Linked DNA regions of Homo sapiens: regions 2, 3, 4, 5 and 6 are each linked to region 1. The links are chromatin loops, found by intact Hi-C in ENCODE. Cell type or tissue: heart right ventricle. All regions are shown on one strand. Region 1 holds the start of LOC105370891 (a long non-coding RNA gene). Region 2 overlaps NEO1 (neogenin 1). Region 3 overlaps NEO1 (neogenin 1). Region 4 overlaps CD276 (CD276 molecule). Region 5 overlaps REC114 (REC114 meiotic recombination protein). Region 6 overlaps NEO1 (neogenin 1).

What was found. Peaks named below come from ENCODE experiments on the same cell type or tissue, not always from the same donor. Only the 100,000 strongest peaks of a DNase experiment are listed, where the experiment ranks them.
Region 2: a loop joins it to region 1, with 7 times the contacts of the local background. A loop is called at or near these places in 7 of 110 quality-filtered maps.
Region 3: it touches region 1 in a loop (5-fold over the local background); 38 of 110 quality-filtered maps call a loop at or near these places.
Region 4: a loop joins it to region 1, with 6 times the contacts of the local background. A loop is called at or near these places in 85 of 110 quality-filtered maps.
Region 5: a loop joins it to region 1, with 4 times the contacts of the local background. A loop is called at or near these places in 97 of 110 quality-filtered maps.
Region 6: a loop joins it to region 1, with 2.8 times the contacts of the local background. A loop is called at or near these places in 45 of 110 quality-filtered maps.

The regions. Positions count from the first base shown.
Region 1 is chr15:73,634,805-73,638,804 of GRCh38, reverse strand. LOC105370891 (a long non-coding RNA gene) reads right to left here and starts at 2,388. Exons shown (of 3, transcript XR_932451.3): 1 at 2,068-2,388. In heart right ventricle, CTCF peaks have their summits at 1,961 and 2,176 (motif pointing right); a DNase peak (open chromatin) is centred at 2,174.
Region 2 is chr15:73,239,490-73,243,489 of GRCh38, reverse strand. All of the region lies in intron 8 of NEO1 (neogenin 1), which reads right to left. Among named protein-coding and RNA genes, the nearest start is that of MIR12135, 58 kb to the left of the region's middle. In heart right ventricle, a CTCF peak has its summit at 2,429 (motif pointing left); a DNase peak (open chromatin) is centred at 2,419.
Region 3 is chr15:73,304,329-73,308,328 of GRCh38, reverse strand. NEO1 (neogenin 1) reads right to left here. Exons shown (of 29, transcript NM_002499.4): 29 at 3,124-4,000. Among named protein-coding and RNA genes, the nearest start is that of MIR12135, 6.4 kb to the right of the region's middle. In heart right ventricle, a CTCF peak has its summit at 2,223; a DNase peak (open chromatin) is centred at 2,208.
Region 4 is chr15:73,698,060-73,702,059 of GRCh38, reverse strand. CD276 (CD276 molecule) reads right to left here. Exons shown (of 10, transcript NM_001024736.2): 2 at 2,342-2,474. The coding sequence starts at 2,420. Among named protein-coding and RNA genes, the nearest start is that of CD276, 16 kb to the right of the region's middle. RefSeq lists an enhancer at 1-54 and a silencer at 1,606-1,655. In heart right ventricle, a CTCF peak has its summit at 1,615 (motif pointing right); a DNase peak (open chromatin) is centred at 1,629.
Region 5 is chr15:73,559,089-73,563,088 of GRCh38, reverse strand. It overlaps REC114 (REC114 meiotic recombination protein), which reads right to left. Exons shown (of 6, transcript NM_001042367.2): 6 at 3,076-3,337. The coding sequence ends at 3,173. NPTN (neuroplastin) reads left to right here. Exons shown (of 9, transcript NM_012428.4): 8 at 1,119-1,193; 9 at 2,041-3,075. The coding sequence ends at 1,179. Among named protein-coding and RNA genes, the nearest start is that of NPTN-IT1, 8.5 kb to the left of the region's middle. In heart right ventricle, a CTCF peak has its summit at 2,395 (motif pointing left); no DNase peak of the experiment used is centred here.
Region 6 is chr15:73,293,263-73,297,262 of GRCh38, reverse strand. It overlaps NEO1 (neogenin 1), which reads right to left. Exons shown (of 29, transcript NM_002499.4): 26 at 3,715-3,873. Among named protein-coding and RNA genes, the nearest start is that of MIR12135, 4.6 kb to the left of the region's middle. In heart right ventricle, no CTCF peak of the experiment used is centred here; no DNase peak of the experiment used is centred here.

The DNA.
Region 1 (4,000 bases):
TACATACATTTTTTTTGTCTCACTTTCACTCAGTATCATTCTTCTGAGATTCATCCGTGTTGTTGTGTGTCAATAATTTATTTACTTATTTATTTTTCCTGAGTAGTATTCTATCATATGACTAGTCCACAGTTTGTTTATCCATTCATCTGTTGATGAGTATTTGGGTTGTTTCCTGTTTTGGCTATTATGAATAAAGCTGCTATGAACATTCTTGTACAATTCATTTTGTAGACATATATTTCACTTCTCTTGGGCACTGAGATTCGGGAGTAGAATTGGTGGTCATAGATTAGATATGTATTTAACTTGATGGAAAACTGTCAGCAGTTCTTCAAAGTAATTTTGCCATTTTTATCTGCATACTAGCAATGTATGAGAGTTCCTGTTGCTCCACATCCCTATCAATATTTGGTATTTTCAGGTTTAAAAAAATTATTATTGCTATTATTATTTTGAGACAGAATGTCATCCTGCCGCCCAAGCTAGAGTGCAGTGGTGTGATCTTGGCTCACTGCAACCTCCGCCTCCTGGGTTCAAGTAAGTCTCCTGTCTCAGCCTTCTGAGTAGCTGGGATTACAGATGTGCGCCACCATGCCCTGCTAATTTTTGTATTTTAAGTAGAGACGGGGTTTCGCCATGTTGGCCAGGCTGGTCTTGAACTCCTGACCTCAATTGATCCACCCACCTTGGTCTCCCAAAGTGCCGAGATTACAGCCATGAGCCACTGTGCCCAGCATTTAAAAATTATTGAATTAAATATGTGCATGTGAAATGGCACTTCACTGTGGTTTAAAATTTCATATTAGGAGAGATGAGTTGAAGCTGAGATCTAAAGGATGAGAAGTAGACCAGGTAAAAAAGATGGGTTGTTCAGTATTTGGGGCAAAGAGAACAAAATATGCAAAGGCCCCCAAGGTGAGATGAAGCAGAACCATCACAAAGAACTGAAAGGGAATGTGGTGTGGGGTGAGGCTGCTGGGGGAAGTGGTGGGAAGCACTGAGCCATTCACCTTCAAGGAATCACGTGGATCTGCTCAATGTTCCTACCAGCAGTCACCATGGTGAACTAAAAAGCAAATAAAAAGGAATGTCCTAGGCTGTGTAAAACACCAGGAATTTCATATTATCCTGGGAAGTAGTCACGGAGGCTCATAAAAGCCAACATTGAATTTCTTGTCATCTCAGCAGAAAGGTACTCAGACTAGATTAAATCTGATTTATAGAAAGAAAAAAATGAGGCATTTCTGGCAAGTGACCATTGTAGTTGCAAATTCATGCTTATCGCATATGAAAGAGTAGGATTGCTGAGTAGTGTTGAATATCCTTTTGAAGTTTGAGATCATGAATTTAAAATGAAGTCATTTAGAAGGTTTGTATGATTTTTCTCTGGCAACACTCAGCTGCTCAGGTACAGGCATGGTACCTTACTTCAGACTATAGTGCTCAGTCAGGTCGTGGTTTTTCCAGGAAAGTATGTTGAAAGTTGAGGTGGGCAAGGGAATGATTATAATGATGAATCATGGGCTCTAAATTGGACCAAGAAAGAAATGAAGAATGGATAAAGACAAATTGGTGGTATTAGCAGATTAGTGGTCTCAGTGAGGTTGAAGAATTACAGCAAATAGGGTATTAGCACAAGGAACTGAAAGGCTAGGTGTTGGTGAATGGACAGTGGGGTATTACATTTTCATATTTCAAAGATGAAGTACTTTTTGGGTGATTAAAGTGTTGACAGTGTGAGCTCAGAAGTGTTGGTTTAATTGAGGAGAAAGTTGTTGGACGTGAGAAGGTAAAAGGATTAAGAGATCAGGATACTGAATAGGTCACGAACATGGATGTTGAACTCACCCAAGGATGAAGTTCAAGGATGGTGCCAGCAGGCATCGGAAGGGGCAGGGAAAAGATTACATTGACTGGGAGGTCGGAGGATGACAACAATCAAGATGAGTGGGGTGGTCATCTGAATAGCAAGAGCTTTAAAGGGGCAGAGATATTTACAAGAGGGAGGAAACCATTAGGAAGTTCAAGGTCAACTCTAGGAACAGTACAAGCCTTTTGACTAACATCCTTGAGTGAATCACGTTCAAACCAAACCACGCGAAGCCTTTCAGTTGGGAATGCTGTATTCCAGACCTTTCCACCAGGGGGCGCGATCAGCAACGGAGAGCCTAACTACAAGCAGTCCCTCGAGGCCAGGTAAGTGTGTCTCAGCTTGAGCTCTGAGGACCCCTAGGGCTCTTCTAAGGTATTGCAAAGAGCTCAGCCATCCTCTGGCACAGCCACACACACTTGCAGAGATTTTTTTTTTTTACAGTGTATGTAAATCTTGAACAACAAAAAAATACAAATTCCTAAATTCTTTTAAAGAAGTTACTGACTTAGGCCGGGCGCGGTGGCTCACGCCTGTAATCCCAGCACTTTGGGAGGCCGAGGCAGGTGGATCACAAGGTCAGGAAATCGAGACCATCCTGGCTAACACAGTGAAACCCCGTCTTTACTAAAAACATAAAAAATTAGCCGGGCGTGGTGGCAAGAGCCCGTAGTCTCAGCTACTCGGGAGGGTGAAGTAGGAGAATGGCATGAACCCGAGAGGCAGAGCTTGCAGTGAGCCGAGATCGCGCCACTGCACTCCAGCCTGGGAGACAGAGCGAGACTCCGTCTCAAAAAAAAAAAAAAAAAAAAAAAAAAAGGAAGTTACTGACTTAGACCAGGCATGGTGGCTCACTCACGCCTGTAATCCCAGCACTTTGGGAGGCTGAGGCAGGCAGATCACCTGAGGTCAGGAGTTTGAGACCAGCCTGGCCAACATGGCAAAACTCTTGTCTCTACTAAAAATACAAAAATTAGCTGGGCATGCTGGCGGATGCCTGTAATCCCAGCTACTTTGGAGGCCGAGGCACAAGAATCTCTTGACCCCGGGAGACGGAGGTTGCAGTAAGCCGAGATCCCGCCACTTCACTCCAGCCTGGGCAACAGAGCAAGACTCCATCTCAAAAAAAAAATTACAGAATTATTAAAAGGTCTTAGTTATTATGTATTTTCTCGATGAAAAGTGACAAAGTACAGCTACTATCATGTGGAATTTGGTGACATTTCTCCCTGGGTAAAAGGGTTTTTTCATAACTGCAGGTTTTGAGAGTTGACTGGTAACACCCATACTTAAAAATGTTCTTCCCAGATCACTTTTTGCAAGCATGAGATAAGAAGAAGAATACAAAGCTGGAGTCAGAATTGTAGTAGCAGCATCAACATCAACATGAGTGTTTACTATGCACCAGAAACTGTTCTAAACATTGCACATAAATTTACTCATTTATTCCTTCTATAATCTTGGAAGGTAGGTGCTATCATTAGCACCATTTGACAGAAAATAAGGTCCAGAGAGATTAGGTCATTTGCCTAAGATGACAGAGCTCCTGGATGGTAATGTTGGTGTTGTGGACTTGAATTTCATCTTTCCATTAGCCGGAACAGTCTATGTTATGTCACAGGAACAAATACCCCTTGAATCTCACAGTTTAATTCAACAGAGGGTACCTGTTCTGTATGGGTTAGCAGGGGGGTTAAGCTTATTATGCTAACTCAGGGACTAATGCTGACACAAGGTTCGTTTTGATATATGCTTTCATCGTCATGATCAGTAATCACTACCAAGACGAAAGAGTATGGGAAAGAGTCTAAACTGGAAATGAAATGCTTCTGCTTGAAGCAATGCATGTTACTTTACACATTTCACTGACCCAAGCACATCCAATGCCACTCCCGACTTCAAGGGGACAAGAAAATGCACTTCTACCATGAGTCTATTAACAAGCAAACCAGATTGTTGGCATTAATGATTAATACAAACATTCTGAGAGCTGGAGCCGTTCGTGTCCTCCTTTGGCTTCAGCTTCCCTATCCACAAAAAGACCATGATCATTTTGTAAGAATCTCTTGTTGTAAGGATCAAAGAGCCACATTTGTTACAGCTATAATGAGGCAGAATGGTTGCATC
Region 2 (4,000 bases), 400 kb after region 1:
CAAACAGTTGGCTTTTAGGAACTGTCATTCATGTGAGGAAACAGCTATACCTGTCTTGAGAAAGTAATTAAAGAGCCTCAAACTACTCCATTGAAGAAATTATTCTAATTTATTGAATTAAAATTCTTACTTTAAAATACTGATAATTTGCCTTCAAATTGCAGATTAAAATTTGTGTAGGTCTACATGACCATATGCCAATTTGTCTGATTGTGAGCATTTGCACTGCAGAGAAGTGCTTTTTGGTAATTTTCTATAGTTCTTTTAAGTTACTTTATTTTAATTAAAAAATCCAACAATAGTACCCACACAATATTTACAGAGGATTTTTTCTCTATAATCAGCTAGGTCCCCTGGAAAAGAATACTGTAGTAACAAAAATTATTTTTCAGAGATACTTGAGATACCTAATACTATTTTCTCTTCGGCTAAATCTCTCAATCACAGGATTTATAAGGAAGGATCAACTGATTTCTTACAATTTAAGGTTTCTGACACTTGGTCTGATCATGGATGATCCCTGTCTTAAAGGGAAGTACAGCTGATGCTTGAACAAGACAGGTTTGAACTGTGTAGGTCCACGTATAAGCGGATATTTTTCAACAGAAGTTACACCGAGTGCGCCTGCCTTTCCTGCCCTGCTTCCATTTCCTCCACCTCTTCTGCCTCTGCTACTCCTGAGACAATAAGACCAACCCCTTTTCTTCTTCTTCCTCCTTTTCAGTCTACTCAACCTGAAGGTGAAGACCTTTAGGATCATCTACTTTCACTTAATGTACAATAAATAGTTTCTCTTAAGATTTTTTTGTTTGTTTGTTTTGAGACAGGGTCTCACTCTGTCACCCAGGCTGGAGTGCTCTGGTGTGATCTTGGCTCACTGAAGCCTCCACCTCCTGGGTCCAAGGGATTCTTGTGCCCTGGCCTCCAGTACGTAGCTGGGACTACAGGTGCACACCACCACGCCCGGCTAATTTTTGTATTTTTAGTAGAGACAAAGTTTTGCCATGTTGGCCAGGCTGGTCTCAAACTCCTGGCCTCAGGCGATCCACCCGCCTCAGCCTCCCAAAGTGCTGAGACTATAGGCATGAACCACCACACCTGGTCCCTTATGATTTTTTTAATAACATTTTTTCTCTAGCTTACTTTACTGCAAGAATACCGTATATAATACATATAACATAAAAATATGTACTAACAGACTGTTGATGTTATTGGCAAGGCTTCCAGTCAACAGTAGGCTACTAGTGGTTAAGTTCTGGGGAGTCAACTGTATTGTATTTTACACTAAACTAAAGGCTCTCTGAGAGAGTACAGATCAGGTCTCTTTTGTTCACCCCACACAGGAAAGTTGAAACAAGTTTTCTTCTAGAAAGACACAGGAGGGGGACTATTTTACTTCAAACTGAAGTAAAAGACTGTCTCATTCATGTTCGTGTACGACAGAAGCACGTAGCAGAATGCTCATACAGGGAAGCTGCATCCCAAACATACATTGAATGAATAAACGAAAATCTGCCTTCTGATATGTAAATCTTGTATACTAATATCATATATATATTTTTTGTTTGCTTCTATGTGAAAGGGAAAAAATGGGAGAAATAAGTGAAGGTTACTAATACCCACATCAAATTTCTATAGAAGCATTACCATTAAAAAAAATCAGTCATAGGTGATCTGACACTATTGGTCTGAGGTCCCAGAAACAAGTTACTGTGCAGAAAAACCACCCTTGGTTTTGGGATAAGATTCAAGGAGCATTTGAAACAACAATTCTCTTAAGTGTGTGGGGTTACAGTGGGACTCAGGTTAGAATGTGAAAGCTAAGAATCAAAAGGGAAAGAAAAGGGCACACTTTATAGAAAGAAAGCACTGGGCTGGAAGTTAGGAGATGCAATTCTAGTTCTGGCAATGCTACTAGCTTGTGAGGAAAAGTCACTAATGCTTTCTGGGCCTCACTTTCTTTATGTATTAAACGAAAAAATGAGACAGGGTGGGCAAACTTTTTCTTAAAGGGCCTGGTAGTAAATATTTATAGGCCAAGAGGCAAAATGGAGGATATTATATAGTTACCTATGTAACATTTCAAATGTAACTATTTAAAAATGTAAAAACTATTCTTAGCTCCGGGGCCATAAAAATAAATAATTGCTCCAATTTGGCACAGGGTCCATGGTTTGCTAACCCCTTGACTAGACTAACAGATCTCTAAGGCTTCAATCCAACTTTAAAGTGCTATGAATAGCAGAAATACCTTACTTTCCACTTCCCACTTAATGGTTAATATAGAAAAGTACTGCTTTTTTAAGAAAGATGAAATTTTCATAGCTGAAAAGGCAGAGAGGAAGGACCCTCTGAAATCTCTGGCAACTCAGGTACCCATAAGAATTACAGCTCATGACCAAGGCATATGGTGCCACCTGGTGGCTGAATTTTCAAATGCAGGAAGTGGGTGAATTTGTAAATGCAGGTAGTGGCATACATTCTCACATTGAATTCTTACCACACGTCTGTGAAGTAAATATATTACTTTTGTTTTTTAGATGAGAAAATTTAAGCCGATAAGATTAATAAGAAAGTTTTGTTTATGTAACAATTAGCCAGGATATAGTCTTACGACTTAAAAAAATTAACTTCTCCTTCATTGCCTCTATTCAGAAATCATAAAGTAATGAAGCAACAAAAAACTATTATGGTCTCCCAAAATCTTCCTTTTAAATATTTCCCAAATTTGTCCTATCCACTTCAAGTCGCTGCTTTCATCTTCATCCAAGCCGACGACTAGCACGTATCTAGGCTAACATAATTACTACCCAATTTTGTCTCCCTGACTCTATTTTTTCTCTCCTTTAATCTTGGGTAGTGTTCCCAAAGTACTGTTTAATAAAATCACAGTGTACAACTTTCTTAACAGTCAAAAATGGTCCCTTCTTATCTGATTATGTCCAAATTCTCACTGGCATTCCAGCATCTGGCTCCAAACGTCCACTTTATTCTAATCTCTTACTAATTTCTGCCAAAAGCTCTGGGCCAGTTTGGCCAGCTTTCTTGCCTTTGCATCCTTCTCACAGCATACACACAGATGGCCTTACCTTGCACTTCCTCTTCCTTTACATACACTAGTCATGCCCACCTGCCCCTGCCAACTCAACTTCTGTATCTCTTCCAACTACAAATTAATTTACTAATCATTCCTGCTTACTCCAACCCACAATCTATCATAAAATTTAAATAAGTGTGTCTCATTGAAAACATTTAAATATAAAAGTACACACAGTTAAAAAAAAATAAGTCTCAATTCTCTTTTGTCAAAACCTGTCCTGCCCTGAGAGCTGACTGTGGCACATATTGACGCATATCTCACCAGACAGTCTCCATGCCAGGGTTTCTCAACCTTGGCACTACTGAGACATTGGGCAGGATAATTCTTTGTTGTGGGACTGTCCTGTGCATGGCAGGATGTTCATCAGCATCCCTGGCCTCTATCCACTAGATGTCAGTAAGTACCTCTACTGGTACTTACTGACGCTGTACCAGGCATTGCCAAATATCCCGAGGGATGAGGGGGCAAAACTGTCCCTGGTTGAGGATCACTGCTTTAGGCATTTACATACACATCAAAATATACAGACAGGTCATTTAAAAAAAACTGCTGCCACCATACTTACGGGTATACATACAGTCATGCACTGCTTAACAACAGGGATATGTTCTGACAAATGCATCACGTGATTTCATCGTGTGAACATCACAGAATGCACTTATGCAAACCTCGATGGTATAGCTAGGTGTATATCCCACACACCTAGGCTGTATGGGATAGCCTATTGCTTCTAGGCTACGAACCTGCACAGCATGTTACTGTACTGAACGCTGTAGGCAATGCGAACACAATGGCAAGTGTCTATGTGTCTAAACACAGAAAAGGTACAGTAAAAAGACAGTGGTATAATCTTATGGGATCACCATTGTATACGCAGTCTGTCTGACTGAAGCGTTGTTA
Region 3 (4,000 bases), 330 kb after region 1:
ACAGAAGGCAGACCCCATTAGCAAGGGGCTGACACCTAGTAACAGGGTGATGAGGCTTTGCTCCAGGACCCCGAGGAGGGAGAAATTGTAAACTGATGGCAACTCAGACACAAGCTGAGGTCAGTCTGCCTCTTAAAATCTGGATTAGGCTGATTGGAACCCACATTTCTTGACCTGTGTCCCCCTTTGCCCCCTGGACTTCTGAGAGTTCTCAGGTTTAGATTCTTATGGTCACTTCTGGCCCTCAGCTCCTGCTTCTAGCGAACCAATTCCATTCATGGGTCACCCGTGCCATGCCAGACTCATGGCCTGCCCACCGCCATGTTGGCCCAGATGCTGTTTTCTTCACTGGGGGAGTGTCCAGTAACACATTCAAGGCCATGTGCACACAGCAGATGTTACATGAGATTTGGGGAGCTGGAGGGGGTTCACTCCATAGAAGTGCAAATAGGGCAAGATCTTCTCATTTGGCCGGGCGCGGTGGTCCACGCTTGTAATCCCAGAATTTTGGGAGGCCGAGGCAGGTGGATCACGAGGTCAGGAGTTCGAGACCAGCCTGTTCAATATGGTGAAACCCTGTCTCTACTAAAAAATACAAAAATTAGCTGGGCATGGTGGCGGGTGCCTGTAGTCCCAGCTACTCTGGAGGCTGAGGCTGGAGAATCGCTTGAACCTGGGAATCGGAGGTTGCAGTGAGCCGAGATCACGCCATTGCACTCCAGCCTGGGTGACAGAGTGAGACTCTGACTCAAAAACAACAAAACAAACAAACAAACAAAAAGATCTTCCCATTTAAGAAAGGTCTTTGAACACCTTGAGGCCAGCCAGTTCCCACTGGGGTGCTTTCCCACAGAGCCCCTCATTCTTGCACCATCTTGTTGATTATACCGGTTGCGTGTCCCCTCCACCCCTAATTATTTCAGGAAATCCCGAATTATTCTTGTGCTATAGTGCAGCAGGTACTCCCACCAACCTTTTGGAGCTCAGCTTTAGGTCCCTTTCATTTTACAAACCAAGTTCCTAATTGAGGAAAAGGGTGTCTTGAGATGAATATCATCCACCATGCTTAGAGGGTAGTGGTAGTTTTAAGTAGCACTTTTCCAACATTATGTACATTTACAAGATTATTAAAAACAAGTATTATTTTCTCTCAACTACTGTCTCCTACCTCTTCCTCCTGCACCCCTGGTGAACTCCCTCCTTTGGTAGCTGGGAACCCTAGGTTAAGAATCGGGTACCTGCTGTCTGGGGTTCTGTCTGTGGTTAGCAGTGGTTCCTCTTGGCTCCCTGGTTCTCCAATCCCTGCCCATGGCCCTGTCATCATCAATTTGATGGCTTGCTTATTGCTTGTCTCCAGTCTCTCCTGATGGTTCTCCCCACTTCTGGCAGGAAGGTGGCTGCAATTGGGAGAGGTTGATGGATGGGGCAGGAATGGGGTAGGGGAAGAGGTGTTTCTTCTTCGTATACACCCTTGTCCATATGCTCATCTTAGAACAAATCTGCAAGATATTCTTGTGTTAGTTCCCAGCTTGAAGTTGGTCATGAGGCAGCACCATTGTTTCTTTTTCTTTTTTTTTTTTTTTTTTGAGATGGAGTTTCACTCTTGCCCAGGCTGGAGTGCAATGGCATGGTCTCTGCTCACTGCAACGTCCGTCTCCCAGGTTCAAACGATTCTCCTGCCTCAGCCTCCCAAGTAGCTGGGATTATAGGCGCCCGCCACCATGCCTGGCTAATTTTTGTATTTTTAGTAGAGACAGAGTTTCACTATGTTGGCCAGGCTGGTCAAGAACTCCTGATCTCAGGTGATCCGCCTGCCTCTGCCTCCCAAAGTGCTGGGATTACAGGCGTGAGCCACTGGGCCCAGTCCAGCATCGTTTCTCATGACTGTCATCTTTCATCTTTCACGTTTACCCCAGGAGGCCAAACGGCCATGGCTGCTGAAATGGGAGTGTTCTAGCACCAGAACACTGGGGACCTACTAGGATCCCTGCCAGGAGGGGGCTTCTTGTGCGCGTGTGTGAAGCCTTTCAGCACGCTCCAGGGCATGAGTCCTCGTGACTGTTTGTCTATCCATCCAAGAGACAAGCATCTGCTATTGTCAGAAACTGCCCCTGGCATTAGACATTCAGAAAGGAGTGAGAAATAATCTTGTCCCCACTGAGCCCACAGGGCCCAGGAAAAGACTCAAACAAATCATGGTAATATGTGCCAAGAGCTCCACCTAGGGACGCACAGGAGGGATAGTAGCAGCAGACGCCCGGCACTTAAGACAGAATGGCAGTAAAGAGGACACTCCAGGCAGACTGAGAATGGCCTCACTGGTAGCTTTCTGTGGCCACACCCCTGGTACACAAGGCAACATTAGTCTGGACCTGGAGGCTGTGGCAGACAAGCACCAACCTGCAGCTATGGGAGCATGGACTTCATCCTGAGCCCAGTGGAGTGTGGCTAATGGGAAGGACGGGATTTGGGCTTCCTAAAGTACACTCTAGCCACAGAGCAGATGAACAGTGGGGCAAAGGGAGCAGTGAGGACACTGTGCTCTGTGTTTAGCCCTCATTCTATTATTGCAAGCTCAGGCCTCTGGCTGCTGAGGTCCCCTATTCCCTGGCCCAGACTCTGGGACACCACGAGGAATCTTACACAGTGAACACAGTAAGGTGAGGCAGCCTGGGGCAAGCGGGCATCCCAGGAGACATCTGCTCCAGCTTCAGGTCCCTATGAGTGGTGGGGCTGGGAGTGGGGAGGCCAGGCCCCACGTGGACAGTCAGTCTGCCCTAACAGAATGCGCTGCCGCGGCAGGGACATGGCCTGCACTCCATTCAGGGACGGCTGCCAGGGGCCCCCTCTGATTCCTCAGGCTGCTCAGTCCCTGCAGGGCAGCAACAGGGGGATGGGAACAGGGACAAGACTCATTTTTGGTACTGGTGGACGGTCCAAACACCTCCTGCAGCCTCCTGGCTCACCTGCCACCCTTCCCTGAGTCTCCTCATAGACTACTGGCTTTACAGTTGTGAAGGCAACCGTGAAGTCAGTTAGAGGCTGGGAAGCAGGGGGCCCCAAAGTTGTTGTTATTTTTTTTTTTTAAGGACAAAGGAAAATAACTCTTTGACCAGACCAGAGTTTGATTGGATTAAAAAAGTGTATTGGATTTCCAATACTAAATAAAAACATGAAATCGTTTTTAAAAAGCCATAGAGTTTACAGCATCAACTACAGAAAAGGCCAAACAAGTGTGTACAGACGCCAGTCCCAGCAGCCCTCTGGGCCCCTCCCACAGGCAGTGCGGCGACAGACACAGGTGTTCCAAATCCCCCCGAGGAAGCTGCTGAGCGGCAGCTCAACCAGGACACTACAGGACACACAATGGTTTAGTTTCGAAAATCACAGGAAAATGTAAGAAAATGTATTAAATTGTGAAAAGGTGCAATACAGAATAGCTTTCCTTTTTCTTAATTTTTTAAAAAACCCCCAACTTTGAACAGTTATTTTATTTAAAAATAGGCCCCTCCCCCACCCGCCCCAATTCTGTGGCAGTATCCAGGTACCAAGGCCCTGAGGTAACAGAAGCAGTCAGGGTTTGTGGGAGGAAATGCCCCAAATACTGAGCATGTTCTTTGGGCAAAAGGTAGTTTCTGGGGAATCTGGCCCTCCTGGTGGCCAGAGTGCTGGGACAGCTCTCTTCAGGATCAGTTTAAGTGCACTGGTTTTCCAGAATCCCGCCTGGCACCCCCATGTGACCAGCGAGCTCGGCAGCAGCAGTTCCTGCATTGCACCTTTCATTGCCCCCCAAATCATAAATACAAAGAGTTCATCTTGTAAAAAAGCAAGTATGTGACAAGATCAAACATGGCAAATCCCCAAGTTCAAAGGCAGGTGGCCTGGGGTACCCACTGGTGGTTTCAGCAGCTGATCTCTTCTTGGCTATAGAACTGAAGCCCGATTTACTGTCTACACTGCCTTCCACGCTGTCTTCTGGGGATCTGTTGGGGAGTAGGGG
Region 4 (4,000 bases), 63 kb before region 1:
TCAGAAATGCAACAGAGAGCAATACTACGGTCACATCCCCACAGAACTTACATTTTAATGGGAGAGAGAGACAAATGGGCACACAGATTCTCGTCAGCATGTGACTAAGGTATGTGAGGAAAAGGAGCCAGCAGGTTAGTAAGTAAAGCAACAGCTTTTCAAAAATCTGGCAGGTACTTTACACCTGCCTGCACCATGTGCATTTCCCCATGAGCGTAAGTAATGTTATAAATTGGGGAGTCCAAAAAAGTATCCACCAAAAATGTCAATAGTGGTTTCTCTGGAGGAGAGAGAATCACAAGTGCTTTTTCTTTTTTTCTTTTTTTTTCTTTTCCTAACGAAACACGATTTGTTTTTATACAAGAAAGAATACCCGTACCTTTAAATATGGTGGTGAGGCACATGCTCTTTAAAGCAATTAAGCTGAAATTTATAGGGAATGAAAAAGAGCTGACATACAGAGAACCCCGTAGAGGAAACAGCAGGTGGAAGGCCCTGAGGCAAGACTGGCCTTGCTGTGTGAAAATATCGGGGAGCGTCCAGTGTGGCAGACACATCTGATGGGAGGGCATGTCCCACCCAGACCAAAGATGACTTGAAGAGACCAGTGAGGAATCTAACTTTTTCTATGAGTAATGGGAATCACTGGGGAGTGTTTTAATCACGCATAATCTGAGTAGCAATGCTTAAAACTCACTCTAGCTCCTCTGTGGAGACTGGACTGTGGCAGGGCAAGGGGGAGGCCAGTTAGGGGCGGTTTCAGCTGTCCCTGTAAGAGGTGAGGGTGGTGTGGCTTCAAAGGGTGGTAGTAGAGAAGAAGAGAGGGATCAGATTCAAGGTTTATTTAGGAGGGAATCAACAGGACTTGCTGATGAGTCAGAAGTGAGGGGAAAAGGCCCGGCATGGGAGGCCGAGGCAGGTGGATCACCTGAGGTCAGGCGTTCGAGACCAGCCTAGCAGATATGGTGAAACCCCACCTCTACTAAAAAATAGCCAGGGGTGGTGGAACACACCTGTAATCCCAGCTACTCAGGAGGCTGAGGCAGGAGAATTGCTTGAACCTGGGAGGTGGAGGTTGCAGTGAGCCGAGATCGCGCCACTGCACTCCATCCTTGGCAACAGAGCAAGACCCCATCTCAAAAAAAAAAAAAGAGGAGGAGGAGGAGGGGAGGAGGGGAAGCGAACCCCCCCACCCTGGCACTACCATTCTCCGGTAATGGTTAGATTGTGTGCTTCGAGCACTAGCAAAGCAGGCACACTCAAAATGTGGGAAGATCAACCTTGAAACAATGCTAATTGAATACAGCACTCATTAAAGGTTTCCTGCATTTAGAAAAATAACATTGACTTTATGGTTATTATTTTTATTGTGAATCATACTCAGTATCATAATCTTTGCAGTACCTAGAGATCTCTAAAGTTCTTAAGCTAGCCTTGGATCTCTTGCTGAAACCCCTGGTGCCCCAGGCCAGTTCTCATGCCCTGTCAGTCGAACCAGGGTGCCCCTTGGAGGGGACATTTGGGGGAATGAAACCTGGTAAGTCACCCAGACAAAACCCTTTCTTGCTCTAGAGAAATCAGAGCAGCCGTGGGTAGAGACAGGCACTTCTTTATGGCCACAAGATGGCGCCAGACCCTCAGCTTTGTCTTCCCCACGGAGGAAGCCGTCTCAGAGCAGAGATGCTGATGAGAATTTGAAATGTGATGAGGATATTGTTATTAAAGTAGCTATTATTATTGAGTGCTTCCTGTGTGCCAAGCACCGTGTGGGGAGAGTCACATCGTTTATTCTACACAGTTATTGGGCACCTACTATGCAACAGCCGCTCTGGCCCTGAGATGGACCCTGCTCTTTGAACAGGGAGGAAGCAAGCAAACGCCAGGTGGGGGCGAATCTAGGCAGAATAACGCAGGGAGGCCAGGGATAGGGAGGGAGGAGCGGAGGTGTGCTATTTTATACAAGGGAGCTAGGAGAGCCTTGAGAGGAGGTGACATTGAGCAAAGACCTCCACAAAATATGGGATCCAGTCATGCAGACGTTTAGGGGCAGAAAGTTCCAGGCAGAGGAAAGAGCAAGTGGAAAGGTCCTGGGAGGGGGCGCACACAGTGTATTCAAGAAATAGCACGATCTCATTTAGCACTCATGTTCCCATTTTACAGACAAGGAAATGGAGGCTAAGAACAGTAACGTGAGTTGCCTACTGGATCCCACAGGTGGAAGTAAGGTATGGCCCTGCTAGCCAGAGCTGGCTTGGCAGGACCCCTAACAGGCGTGGGCACCCCCTCCCCAACTGCCACAATCACTGTCCCTCCCCTCCCGTCCCCATGCTGCTACCCTCACCTGTGAGGCAGAACCACAGTGCTCCCAGGGCTGCACCCACATGCACACCCATGCCAGGGCTGCCCCGCCGACGCAGCATCTTCCTGTGAGGCGGCTGACAGCTGGGCTCCCCGTGGTGGAAGGCTGCCCCTGCCTGGGAGAAAGAGGACGCAAGGCCTTTGTCTCCAAAGGTTCTCCCCAGACCATCTCTTGCCTCATCTCTCCTGGACCAGAGTGGGGAAGGCTGCAACTGCCCACTGGGAGGTCCTCATTCCCATATCCCACCGGGCCCCCTGCTGAGGAATCTTGGTGACAGATGCTTGGCAGGGAGTCCCTGGGGAGGCCTGACAGGGAAGATGGGGTAGGGGGCAGCTGGGATCCACCCTTTCAGCTAAGATGTTAGTATCCAAATATAAGGAAGAGGAGGCAAGGCGGCAAGTGAAGGCAAGGTTGGCTTGCTCTGGGGCTAGGATGTGTGCAGATCAATTTGGCAGACAGTAGCTGGTAGGGCAGAGCAGGAGCTCCTGTGGGGGCCAGACTTAGAGATGGGCTGACAGGTGTGAAATGTATCCTAAAGGCAGTTGAGAGCCACTGAAGCTTCCTGAATAAGGGAAATACACGGTCAGAGCTGAGCTTCATGAAGATTAATCTGACAGCACCTCCACCCGCTATCTGATGGGAGGGTATGTTTCAGCCAGATCAAGCAGGGCTTTGAGAGACCAGTGAGGAATTTGGGTTTTTCTATGAGTAATGGGAATCACTGGGGAGCATTTTAATCACACATAATCTAGGTAACAATGTTTAAAACCCACTCTAGCTCCTCAGCATAGACTGGATTGTATCAGGGCAAGGGAGAGGCCAGTTAAGAGGCTATTTCAGGCTGAGTGCAGTGGCTCATGCCTGTAATCCCAGCACTTTGGGAGGCTGAGGCAGGCGAATCACTTGAAGTCAGGAGTTTGTGACCGGTTTGAACAACATGGTGAAACCCCATCTCTACTAAAAATACAAATAATTAGCTGGGCATGGTGGTGGGCACCTGTAATCCCAGCTACTTGGGAGGGTGAGGCAGGAGAATTGCTAGAACCCAGGAGGCAGAGGTTGCAGTAAGCCAAGATTGCACCACTGCACTCCAGACTGGGTGACAGAGCCAGACTCGATCTCAAAAAATAAAAATAAAAAAAGAGGCTAATATAGCCATCCCTGTAGGAAGGTATAGTGGTGGAATAAATGAAGGGCCAGACAGGAGACAAAGCATGTCTGGGTAAAAGTGACAGTATCTGAGGACTTGGGTAGAGAGAAAGAGCAGTCAGGTTGGCCGTGGTTTTGAGCCTCAGTGACAGGGTGGAGCATTCACTGAGGCAGAGAAAATGGAAGGGTTCAGTATAGCTTGTGTGAAATCAGCAGTATTTGCAAAGAAGCTTCTAGGACAGAGTTTTAGGAGGCGACTAGGTGTATGAGTGTGGGAATGCAGAGAGAGAACATTTGCTAGCTTAACACATCTGTATTGAGTGACCAAGACAGATCAGAAGTGGAAGAGGCAAGGACTTGGGGATGACCTCAAGGCTGGAGTCAGGACTGAGTAAGAGGCAAGTCTGTGGCTGCAGGTCAGGCCTGAGCTGGGGATGAGAAGGGCAGACATCCCTAAATCCAGCCCTGCTCCCAATCCCAGCCACCCTCCAG
Region 5 (4,000 bases), 76 kb after region 1:
TCTGACTAAAAACCACTTGATTCTCAGGATAGGTTATGCAGTCTTGTTTTCCAGTGGCCATACAAAGTGGAATACCATGCAAAAAACTTTTTTTTTTTTCAAATTTTGTGTATTTGATATACTTAAAATGTGGGGGAAATGGCCAGTATATCTGAGGCTCCCGGTTTTGTCAATGTTAAAACGTTTCTGATCCCAAGCATTTCAGATGAGGAATACTCAACCTGTAGCTACTTAAGGAATGTTTTTTTATGCACTCATATTGTGCCACAAAATTTCTCACTACACCAGGGATGGTAGTAAAAGGGTCCCTGTATTTCCATGTGTTATACTTTCAAAAGTTGTTACTGACCGAGTTTAACTCATGTAATGCAATTTGAGGCTGAACTATAGCCTGGATAAACTGTCTAGCCCCATTAACAATTGCTCGTATCCAAGAGAGAGGGTACTGCAGGTATGGAATCAATCTAAGATCGGCAGAATCTCCTAGAGTTGGACTAAAGAGTGAGAAGCAGACAAACAGCACCCAAATTTGTTAAGTACCAGAGGGCCCAGCACTGCCAGCTTATGATTACCTTTTATCAAGAAGGGACAGTGGTGTTGTGTTCAGTGGAGAAAAGTTTTACATATTCTCACCTGTATCGTAATTATAGTTCCGGATTCGAAGGGAAAGTACTCGTCTGCCTTGGGGGTCAAAAGGAGGATAAAATGAGGTATATACAGGTTGAGTCTACCTACTACCAAAATCCATAATCTGAAATGCTCCAAAATCTGAAGTTTTTTTTGTGTGCTCACATGAGGCTCAAAGGAAATGCTCATTGGAGCATTTTGAATTTTGGATTTTCAGATTAGGGATGCTGAACTGGTAAGTATAATGCAGATATTCCAAAATCTAAAAAAATTCAAAATCTGAAACATTTCTGATCCCAAGCATTTCAGATGAGGGATACTTAACCTGTAGCTACTTAAGGAATGTTTTTTTATGCACTCATATTGTGCCACAAAATTTCTCACTACACCAGGGATGGCAGTAAGTGAAAGAGTCCCTGTATTTCCATGTGTTATACTTTGAAAAGTTATTGACTGAGTTTAACTCATGTAATGCAATTTTTCCTCCAAAGGAAAACCAACTCTACCAACAATCACAAAGATAAAAACTTGCGCCAGAGAAACACAAATTAAGTACTGCTTACAATGTAAGTATGGCCTTCTGTAGCAGTCTTAAAAATTATATTCAAATGAATGTGCCTCTATTGACCTTGTTACAAATTCTTCAGTAATTGGTGTTATAAGATATTTTAGTTCATTTCAGAGCAGCTGATACTGATGAAGCCAGTTCTGTCTGCCCAGTTTAGGGACTGGAAAGGAACATTTTTCAGCTGCGTTGTTTTTTGTTGTTGTTTGGATTTTTTAAGATGGAGTCTCACTCTATTGCCCAAGCTGGAGTGCAGTGGTGTGATCTCGGCTCACTGCAACCTCCGCCTCCCGGGTTCAAGCAATTCTCCTGCCCCAGCCTCCTAAGTAGCTGGGATTACAGCTGCCCACCACCATGCCCAGCTAAATTTTGTATTTTTAGTAGAGACGGGGTTTCATCATGTTGGCCAGGGTGGTCTTGAACTCCTGACCTCAAGTGATCCGCCTGCCTCAGCCTCCCAGAAGTGCTGGGATTACAGGCATGAGCCAGTGTGCCCCGCCATCAGGTGCATTGTGTCACATGTTTATATAAATGCCATTTCAGAAGACATATTTTAAAATCAACACTTTTCACTACTATTATATCTTTACAAAGAGGTGAAAATTGTCACCTTCTTAGGTGGCTTATTCCCAGAGGCCTACTAGTCTTACCTCACGTCTGGGGGCAAGACAAGAATGGCCAGGTAGCAGCAGGGCCAGAATGTCATCTTGTTAGGCATATGGAGATCAGAATTTCACACCACATCCCTGAGCGTGCTGTTTGAACCAAAGTTTTGTGTGGCACACGGTGTAGTTGTGAGTGACAGTGCATAATCCCTTTATAATTTCCAAATACATATTTCTTTACAGATCTTTAGGTTCCTGAAACTGGTGGCAACATGACCTGCTAAAATTTTCTGCTTGGACCTCTTTGGTTCTCTCCCCTTTCAAGTGAGCAACACCACAATGACTGTCTAAAGCATGCCTTATTTAGCCTCTCCTGTAAGGGTGATCTAGCCAGGTACATTTTAAACAATGCTTCAGTGTAGAAGGTGTAAACTATTTTGGGCTTGATGTGCTGTGAATGTTGCTTTTTTTTTTCCTTTGTTAAAATATTTAAATAGAAGTGAAAAGGTCCTCTGAGGATCAGATCATGCATGCGCCATTTTTTACTTAATGCAGCTGTTAAATTGGCAAAGCTCTAAAATGCACTGCTGCCATCTAGTGATACACTTTTGTAAAGTACAGCAAAACCTACAGATATATACAGTATATAAATATATATATATATATATTTATATTTTTGGGGGTGGGAGAAATCCAAAATAAAGTAAATGCTTGTTTCATTTTTAAGCTGCTGATATTCATTCCTTATTGTATGTTGTCAGATGAGGAAATTGTGCAGTTCTGGTACATAAAGATGAGTAATATAAACTGAAATCTATAATTTTAAGGGCTTAACCTGTGACTTTAATAAGCTGGAACAGTCCACTGAATGGGTATAATGAATTGCAGTATATACGTATGATTGCTTTTTAAGTGATTATCTTTTCTTCTGTTAAGTCATGTAAATTCATAAATCCTTTTGCACTGATGTGTTGAACCTTATTCTTGTACATTCATTCAATCAAGGCAAACTTTTATAATTTTTCTTTTGTTTCCAATGACCTTGAAATGTTATAGCATGGTAATATTCTATGCAACTATAGTTATACTTTTTGGTTTGACACTGTATTTTTTCACATTGATTTACTGGTTGATGATAGATTTTATAACCTAACGGTTCTCATGCGGTGCGTAATTGTAGATGCATGTACTTGTGTGTTTTGTGTAATTATTGAAGTGCAATGATGTATAAAAAAGTGGATTCACCTGTTTTTAAAAATAAAACATTGATAAAAGGTGTTTGGATAATACTCTTTATTCTAATATCTTCTTTAATTTTAGGAGGAAGCATTTTTCAATACTTTGAAGTTCCTTAGTTATATATGTATATAGAGCATTAATTTCTCAAACCCGCCAGCTTTTTCAGTTCCTTTTCTACCTCTTCCACAAATGCTGGGAAATTCTGATCCATAAGGCACAAACGTAGGAAGGGGCCTAACTCTTCTGCACCCCATGCAGATTGTTCATAGACATGGGGCAGCTCCTCCGATGCCAGAAGAGTCTGCAGGGATACCAGAAAAGTCGTTACAGATTACAGGTAAAAGCAATACCTGGCTAATAGAACACAGGCAAATAGTGCTTTAAGGAAAGATTAGCGAAATACACACCAAAAAAATTAGTGTTAATTAGCTTTACAGGCTTCCTTTACATAGTTTTACTGTTACATTTACAATTTTGTATATTAATATGTATTCTGAATACACATAGCATGTGAGATAATCTTGTTGCCCTAAGGAAAGAATTTCAAATGTACTGATGAAATGTTTGCAAAGTTGAGATTCTACTTTAATGAAGAATACTGTGCTGATAACCTGTGGATTGAAAACAAACCTATCAATGCTATCAATGAATGAGCTCCACTAGCTCAGTTCATCTTCGCCACAGCATAGGTGGCAGAGTGGATGTGAGCAGCCTACTATGTGCTAGCTGCATTCTGAATGTAAGAAAGAGGCCACAGACTCCCAAAGGACATTAGTTCACACGCATCTTTTTCTGGCCATCTGTGAGTTTTGACAAATAGTCGTGTAACTGTCACCACAATCAAAATACAGAACATTTCTTTCACTTCCCAAAAAAATTCCTTTATGTGACCCTTGTGCTAACCATTACCGTCAAACCCTTAACCCTTAATAACTACTGATCTCTTCTCCATATAGTTTTGCCT
Region 6 (4,000 bases), 340 kb after region 1:
GTGGAATCTGAATCCCTGCCTTCCGACTTCCACACACATGCTCTGGACCACCACACACCTTTCCACACCCAGACTACCACTTGCCCCCACCCTGTGGGGCAGAAGCAGCACCAAGGCCCGGGGAGACCACATAAGGAAGACCCTTCCAACAGCATGAGCTGGTGACCAGCTTCCCCACCTGTGAGGAGAGGGATGGGGACACAGCTCAGGGCAATGGACTGTACCAGGTGGCCTGAAGGCCTCTTCTGACTTCTGGAGTCCTCAACCTTAACAAGTACAGTAGTCCCCCTTATCCATGCTTTTGCTTTCAATGATTTCAATTATCTGTGGCCAACTGCTGTCCAAAAATTTAAATGAAAAATTCCAGAAATAAATAATTCATAAGTTTTACATTTTGCACCGTTCTGAGTAGCATGATGAAATCTTACGCCATTCCACTGGGGATGTGCCTCATCCCTTAGTCCAGCCTATCCAGACTGCGTACACTACCTGCCCTTGAGTCACTTAGTAGCTGTCTCGGTTATCAGATGGAGAAAACAGATATAAAGGGTTCAGTACTATATGCGACTTCAGGCCTCCACTGCGGGGGGAGGGGGAGGGTCTTGGAATGTATCCCCGCAGATGGGGATACTGTAAAGCATGAGCAATCTGCAGAAATCCAACACATTTCCCTGCCTTTGTTGCTGAAGTAGCAGTGAATCTGTGCCCTTGGGCTCTGAGAAGTCAGGCCACACCAGTCACGAGTGGCACCTCTGATCTTGGGTCCATGGATGAGGGACTCGTACACCCTCCCAAGTGTGCCTAACTATGTTGGCCCTACCAGGCTTAGGTCACTCCTCACCCCTTAAAGGGGTGTGCTGAGGATCTTCTTAGGCTTGCTCAAGCTAGCCATCCCCACGGCGGGGGAGCTGGTGGTCCCCCTCTGTGATCCTGGGCCAGGGAGAAGCTGGGCAGGGTAGGAGCTGGCTAGGAAGGGTAGCAGGGAGGAGGAGAGAGAACAGTAGACTCATGTCCAGGCCATGTCAGCCTGTACTGACAGATATGTTAGGTCAGCTCTGGGCAAACCGGCCTCTCCTGACTGCCTCAACGGTCTGTAACTGGATATATAAGCTTCTGAGGGCCAAAGAGATGGCGCAAAAGGTGAAAAAGGAAAATGGGGTTGCCTACATGAGTCAGCACCCAGGCCTGCTACCACAGACCAGGGCTGCCTTGCACAACTCCGGGGGCCCCAGGCACGTTGCTTTTATCATGAAGGGTGCTCCCTGACAGTGTGCAAAATCACTGGCCTGCTTAGAATCCATGCTGTAAGTAAAATTCCTGCTTTGGCAAGGGGGCTACTTCCTGACTGACTTGCCTCTTAAAGAGTTAAGACACACAGAGTTCACACTGGCCAAGTGATTGGACAAGAGGAAAGTGCTTTTCCAATGTCAAGTGGTGGTGACATAGTGAATGCTCCTTAGAGCAGAGACTGGCCCTGCTTAGCCCATATATACCAAGCTGTGGCAACACTCTGAGCTCCAGAGACACAGGAGCTTAGCAAAGTACAATCGTGAAAAAGAACTTTGATCATTTCTGGATACTTGCTCTATATTTCAAATCAGTCTTCAGTAAGTCTATCACTTTAGTTTTACCTTCTATTATCCAACTAGTCATCAAAGCATGGCCTCTCTCAGTAATGCAAATTATTCTTTCCCCCTCTCTTCACTTTCTGCCTAGGTCCGTAGAGCAGGGAATGCTTACCAATACTAGATCACAAGGGAGAGGGCTGGGTAGGAGCTGCCATGCTTCTCTCCAATCCCCAAACCCAGGAGGAAGGAGGAAGGGGCTGATTTGATTGGAAGGTGCCTGCCATCCACTCAGGCAGGACCACATCCTAGCATGTGAGATTCCTTGGCCTTAAAGATGGAGAAACAGGGTTGGGCACAAAACCTCCTTTCTAAGAGCAGGTGTGGAGGCTGCTTTCTGGTCCTCTGTTCTATTTGAGACTATGTCTGTAAGGCAGACTTTGGCTCTCCATGCAGCTGGCTGGAGTAACTGTCCATCTTGGAAACCGTCTTTCCTAAATGCAGAACTCCAAATTGGGATTTGGAGGGAGATAGTAGAAAGGCCAAATTTTTACATATATATATATATATATTTAATATTTAGTAGAGACGGGATCTTGCCTTGTTGCCCAGGCTGGTCACAAACTCATGGGCTCAAGCGATCCTCCTGCCTCAGCCACCCAAAGTGCTAGAATTACAGGCATGAGCCACACTGCTCAGCCTGGAAGGCCAAATTTAGATGTGAGTTCAAGCAGCATTCTCCAAATCAGGTAATAGCTTTGGGAGTAGCTAATGTTGGAAATTATTAGGCACCCCTTAATAAAGCTTCATTTGATGTTTTGGGTATGTTTATGATTGATGAAAACTTGAAAGAATGGGGACCGGGCGCGGTAGCTCACGCCTGTAATTTCAGCACTTTGGGAGGCCAATGCAGGCGGATCACTTGAGGTCAGGAGTTTGAGACCAGCCTGGCCAACATGGGGAAACCCTGTCTCTACTAAGAATACAAAAATCAGCTGGGTGTGGTGGTGTGTGCCTGTAATCCCAGCTACTTGGGAGGCTGAGGCAGGAGAATCGCTTGAACCCAGGAGGTGGAGGTTACAGTGAGCCGAGATCGCACCACTGCACTCCAGCCTGGGCAACAGACTGAGGCTCTGTCTCAAAAACAAACAAAGAAACCAAAGAAAAACAAAAAACTTAAAAGAATGGGGATATTACTGGAAACCCAAATTTCCAGCATAAAGTTTTGAGGTTCTTTTAAAATGGAACTCACTTGAAATTCCCTTATTCCCCAGACCAGCAAAACTCAGTTCTATCAGTAACATAATAACTATTAATAGGCAAGTTTCAAATGGTGGAAAAATAATATGTTGAATATATGGGAAGTTACTAGGCTTGCCGTTTAAAACTGAGGATGAAAATTAATTTTCAATTAATGAAGAATATTTATGCCGCTTACTGTCCTCACACCTTCACTATTTCTTTCCTCCTTAAAACTGTTTGATAATGCGGTTTCCTAAGATTTCCAAACTGGGGACATGTTTGTCTAGCAACGTATTTCTTTAAATACACTTCAGAGGTAATTTTCTGTTTCTTCAGAGAGGATCTATTCCTGTGCATCGCTTCCTAATTTTAATAATCCTGAGGTTTACATCAGGCACCCTGTGGTTTACAATACACACAACTCCTCGTGGCTGGTGGCCCCACTGCTCCTTGGATGTTGTTTGCACTTTGGTCCACGGTGGAAGTAACCTGTATGTAACAGTTAACCTTTGGACCTACCCAATGTTACAGTGACTGCCAGGCAAAGGCAACCACTAGTGTCTGAAATCACCCAGGATGAGTTTTCCTTTCAAACTAGAGGATTAAAAGAAAGAAATTGGAAAAAAGACTGAGTTAAAGTGCAAGTTTATGGAACAAGGGATGCTTATGTGATTAGAGATACTGTTTTTACTAAAAGAAAACCTTGCACTGAATGTTTAAAACTTAAGTAGAAATATGGGGTGAATTTTACAGAAACAAATTTGAGTCAGTCACAGAAATGTTATGCTAAGTTAAATAAAACAGAAAAATTCCAAATCCCTCTTCTAAGTAGGGCAAGTCCTTCCCCATTTCTGCTTGCCGACTCTTTTGGAATGGTTTCCATCTGGGCTTGATCCTCATCTCTCACCTGTGGAATTGGCCCTGTCTGAAAGGGACATGGATGTGCCAATGGGCCATGGGCTGCCCGGGTGGTAGAGATGACTGCGAGCTGGAGAAGCGAGGCTGCTGGAGTGGAAATGATGGTGAGGGTTATCGAGGGAATGGATGGGATGGGCACTAATCACAGCTGTGAATGAACACAAGACAGAGAAATGCTTAACATGCTTGCACAAACACACACAAATCACAGTTTAAGAGCAAAGTCACCCCCTTCCCACCTCCCATACAATCCAAACACTCCCTTGGTTTTTTGG